Linked DNA regions of Mus musculus: region 2 is linked to region 1. The links are chromatin loops, found by intact Hi-C in ENCODE. Cell type or tissue: gastrocnemius. All regions are shown on one strand.

Region 1 (2,500 bases):
TTTGTTTTGGTCACAACAAACTGTGAAATGCTGTGTTTTTTTTTTCTTTCTTTCTTTCTATAGTTCTAAAGCATGAAATCTGCAATCTTTCCACTTGATTTAGGCAGGACCCTTAATTGCTGCCGTCATTAGCACCTAGTGTTCAAAACAGTCTGTTTAAATGTACTGTTAGTCTCACCTCCAAGTCCCTGCTTGCTTGGTTTTATTTTTTTTCAAGGATAAATAAAACAATAATCGTCATAATAACCACAGTCGTTATGTACAGAGAAATAAATAATATCCCAAGGTTTTGTTTTGTTTTGACTGCTTAGTTCTGTTCATTGAGGAATGGGTACTTTGATGAAATTTCCAGGAGGTAAAGGTGACTGACTGCCCCAGATCTTGACAACCTTGGTTCAAACTCAAGTACCCACCTTAGAGGACTCCACAAAGCTGTCTTCTGACTTCTAAGCGTGCGTGGGGTGTGGCACTAGGCACTTCTTCCCAATAAACAAATAAACGTAAGGAAAAAAAATTATTTGAGTTAAAGAGGGTCCTAGAGTTTGAGCAAGAGTTCACTAGCAGGGTCTTCTCTGGGCCTTGAAAACAAGCCACTCGTTTGCCTATTTCATTTCACATGGGTGGGGATGACAGCTGCTGGGAAGCTGCACTGTTTCTGCCTGGTCATGCACATTTCTGCAATATAATGCATAAATGTATAACAACAACTTGGGCTCGCTGGATACCTCGCTGGGCAGAAGGAAACACAGCCAGCCTGGCGCGTCCCCGCGCACTCGCGCGCGCGCACACACACATACACGCGCGCCGCGCGCTCACTTACACACACACACACACACACACACACACACACACACACACACACACACACACACACACACGGGTCAAAAGGTGATCCACTCCTAAGATTCCCCCCAATCTTTGTTTTCCCCCCTCTTCCTGGCAGGTCGGGGCTTCCCAGCCTGGGGAGCAGCTGGATTGGGGAAGGGGAGGGGGTGGGGGGGCAAGGGAGGCGGGAGTCAGGTCGGTGCGCGCCGCGCCCGCTCCCGCCAGGGGAGAGTCCGGGCCGGGTTTTGCACCGGGTCCCCGGGCTTGTCTCACGGCCTCCAGCCGCCGCCGCTGCCGTGTTTACTGAGCTCGCGCGTCCTGATATCACTCCGCTGGCATGGAGGAGGAGGAGGAGGTGGAGGAGCGCGAGGAGGAGGAGGAGGCGGCGGCGGCGGCGAGCAGTTGATCATTGTGATGGTGGCGGAGGCGGCGGCGGCAGCGGCAGCCTGGCCGAGCATTAGTGGCTGCTCTCCGCGCGGCGTTTCGCAAAGGACTCCAGCGATCTACTTTTGCAGTCGCCTCGGACTGTCCATGTGTTTACTTGCCCAGCCCGAGGACTCGATGTCTAGGCTCCTGTGAAATGCAACTGAGCAGCCAAAGTACTTTGAGAACACGGGGCGGCATAAACACCAAAACTTTTTTGTGGAAGGAAAATGCAATAAGCAAGCTCGCCGTTTTCCGATGCGGCGTGGAGTGAGTGTGTGTCGCGCGTGTCCGCACTGGAGGCACACGCTCGTGTGTGTACATGGGGTGTGTTTTTCGGTACGTAGGGAGAAAATGCTTGCCAACCACCGGAAACCTCCTGGAATTTATTAGAAAATAATGGATTATTAAAAGGAGGCAGGCGAGGAGCGGATCTCCCCTTGAGTTGCAAGCCGATCTGCTGCCGGCTCAGTTTGTTGGGATTCTATTTGTTGATAGGTGTCTGATGGTATTCTGATAACACCCCCTTTTTTTCTCCCCTCGATCTTTACAGTTTTTTTAAGGAAAAAAAACACCCCAAAATCTCTTCCCCCTTTTTTCACCCCGTGGGGATCGCTGTTTTTTCATCCATGTGCTTGCGTCTCCCCCGCGTTCCACTTAAACTATTTTAATCCTTGGACCCAAGGAGAAGGCTGATAGGGGGTGGATTAAAAAAAAAAGTTCTTCCAAAATAGTGTGCCCCGGGAGCAGGATGGGGGATTTCGCAGCCCCCGCTGCCGCCGCGAATGGTAGTAGTATCTGCATCAACAGCAGCCTGAGCAGCAGCCTCGGCGGGGCCGGGATCGGCGTGAATACTCCCAATAGCACTCCGGTTGCTCCGAGTGGCAATCACCCCGCTGCCGGCGGCTGCGGCGGCTCCGGGGGCCCCGGCGGCAGCTCGGCGGCCGTCCCCAAGCACAGCACGGTAGTCGAGCGGCTCCGCCAGCGCATCGAGGGCTGCCGGCGGCACCACGTCAACTGCGAGAACAGGTATCAGCAGGCTCAGGTGGAGCAGCTGGAGCTGGAGCGCCGGGACACCGTGAGCCTCTATCAGAGGACCCTGGAGCAGAGAGCCAAGAAATCGGGCGCCGGCAGCGGCAAGCAGCAGCACCCGAGTAAAACCCAGCAAGATGCGGAGGCTGCCTCAGCCGAGCAGAGGAACCATACGCTGATCATGGTGAGGGCTCACTGGGGTGCGCGTTGGGGTCGGGGG
Region 2 (2,500 bases), 74 kb before region 1:
AGGAAGACATTCAATGTTGATCTCTGGCCTTTATCCCTTCTCCTCAAATGTGTATACCCACACAAACACAGCCATAGAGAGACAAGAAACACACACACAGAGAGGGGAGAGAGAGAGAGAGAGAGAGAGAGAGAGAGAGAGAGAGAGAGAGAGAGAGAGATCTGATGTAGAGGAGTCCCCACGCAAGAGGAAGCCCCAGGCACTAGGAGGGAAGGGCCTGCCCCCTCGTCCTCCAAGGGTGTGGGCACTTCCTCGGGAGCCCCAGTGGTTGCCAAGAGCGGGCTGCTGCCTCCCTGGCACTCAGGGCACCAGGACGCTTGTTTGCAGAGCTGGCGGCCAGCAGCTTGGAGCAGCTGGTTGTAATTATGCACTGCAGCTTCAGAGGAAGTTTCTGGCTGGGAGAGCGTGTGCTGGGCCTGGCTGCACATTGGCTGCTGGGCTTCAGGGAACAAAGGAGCTAGAAACCAGTGGCAGCAGAGAACACTCCGAGGAGCAGGACCCGCGTGAAGGCAGGCAAAAAGAAAGGGTGAGAGACGATGCTAACCTGCTAACCGTGCATGAGAAAACCTGGGCACGAACTCCCAGGATCCTCACTCTTGTGCCCAGCAGCCCTGCATGCTGCTGTGGGAAGACTTTTTTTTTTTTTTTTTTAAAGCAGTACCTGGTGAAAGCTACATTTAGAGAAGTGTGCCTGGATGGCATATTGAATAGCACTCCTCTGCCGCTGGCGGCTCATCTAAATGGACTGAGTCTTGCTTGTAGCAGCTGGCCGTGAGGGAAAAAAAAACAAAAAAAAAACAAAAAAACCCAAAGAATGGGTGATGGAAAAGGCTAAACCCAGCAGCTAAACCTATGGGTTCCCGGTTGAATACCAGATCCAGCAGGGAAAAGTCAAGGGAATTGTGGATTCATTTACAAGTCCTCTTCTTCCTGGTTGGAGAAACACGGATTAATGTCTGACTCTCTATACTTTCCAAGATTTGTTTAGTGTTTACTGAGGAGAACACTGCAGGAAAATGAACCCCGAGACGGGGATGGGGACTGAGGGTAGGGTAGGGATGTCTTCCTGCTGCTTGAGCTGGAGACCCCCTGCCCCACACACTGGCCAGACTGTAGACAGCCACCCACCTTCACTTAGCCTTTCTGTGCACACAACTGTGGTATGTTCCGTGTTCTTTGGCCTTCCCAACAGTGTAGGGAGAATTGCGTGGGTTTTTTCCTGGCCCAGGGAATAATACGAAGGCTCAAAACCAGACAAGTGGACAAGCCTGCAGTTCCCGTGGCCTCTTGGTGACCCCACTACACTTGTACACCTCCTGATTTATGTTGCATTAAAGGGGCGGGTTTGGTACCTGTTATTGGGCACCCTCGATGTATAAAACTGACAGGCACACACAATGTCACGTTATTGGCTTGCCCTGGTAAATGAAGGAGCGATTCCATTACCTTTCCCCCTTGTCCACTGCCGAGCACAAAATTGCTTGAAATGCTATCAATCAGTAGGCGTGGATGCAGAGAAGTGCCCAGCCTATACGTGGGCATGACAGTCTTGCTCCCTAATGATTAATGAAAATAAATGACGACACCATTCTCTTTAGGACAACAGACCTGGCCTCAGCTTGGGTAGAGGGATTGTAGGAACAATTCAAAAGGATTTTCCAGGAAGATTCAACTGAGAGCTCTTTTTTTTTTTAATTCCTTTTTCTTTTCTTTCCTTCAATATAGGTCCTTGACTTTCTAAACACACACACACACACACACACACTCATTCACATATGCACTCACACACCATACAGTCTCTCTCTCTCTCTCTCTCTCTCTCTCTCTCTCTCTCACACACACACACACACACACACACTCATTCACATATGCACTCACACACCACACAGTCTCTCTCTCTCTCTCTCTCTCTCTCTCTCTCACATACACACACACACACACACACACACACACACACACACACACACTTGAGCAGGGCAGTTAACTTTGAGAATTATTCTACTCTATACAATAACCACTGGCCACTTGTGATAATTGAAGTAGAATGCAAAGAAATCAAGACCTCATTTCCTCAGTCAGACCAGCCACATTGAAGTTGCACACGAGCCTCCTGTGGTTGGTGGTTGGGGGCTACCATGTGGAATTATAGAAAGTCTCCATCATCAGAAAGTTCAACTCAGATGACTGTTTGCTCCGGTGTCTCCGGATTCCTCTCCACTTAGAACCCTCTACATATCATGTTTATAAAAGTGACTCTTTTTCTAAGATTGCAACTTCTGGGAAACTCACCAGCTTCTTCCCACTCCTCGGGGAAGTGCCCCAACTACTTGGCTGTTAGAACCTTCTAGAATGGTTAGCAAAACAATGTTGCATAGTAACCCTGAAGGAAAAGTCAACTGGACCAGTCTCAGGCTAGTGATTCCAACCTGTTTCCTTAGATAATTTCCCTAGACAGTTCTTTTAAAATATTTTTCATATTTTCTTGAGTGTGTGTAAGAAG

The links. Peaks named below come from ENCODE experiments on the same cell type or tissue, not always from the same donor. Only the 100,000 strongest peaks of a DNase experiment are listed, where the experiment ranks them.
Region 2: it touches region 1 in a loop (2.6-fold over the local background); 12 of 42 quality-filtered maps call a loop at or near these places.

What each region holds. Positions count from the first base shown.
Region 1 is chr3:52,103,643-52,106,142 of GRCm38, reverse strand. Maml3 (mastermind like transcriptional coactivator 3) reads left to right here and starts at 1,137. Exons shown (of 5, transcript NM_001004176.2): 1 at 1,137-2,464. The coding sequence starts at 2,000. In gastrocnemius, no CTCF peak of the experiment used is centred here; DNase peaks (open chromatin) are centred at 819, 1,115 and 2,283; H3K4me3 peaks cover 1,994 bases; H3K27ac peaks cover 1,927 bases.
Region 2 is chr3:52,177,756-52,180,255 of GRCm38, reverse strand. It overlaps Gm30074 (a long non-coding RNA gene), which reads left to right and starts at 168. Exons shown (of 3, transcript XR_867257.3): 1 at 168-526. In gastrocnemius, no CTCF peak of the experiment used is centred here; DNase peaks (open chromatin) are centred at 303 and 1,123; H3K4me3 peaks cover 728 bases; H3K27ac peaks cover 1,516 bases.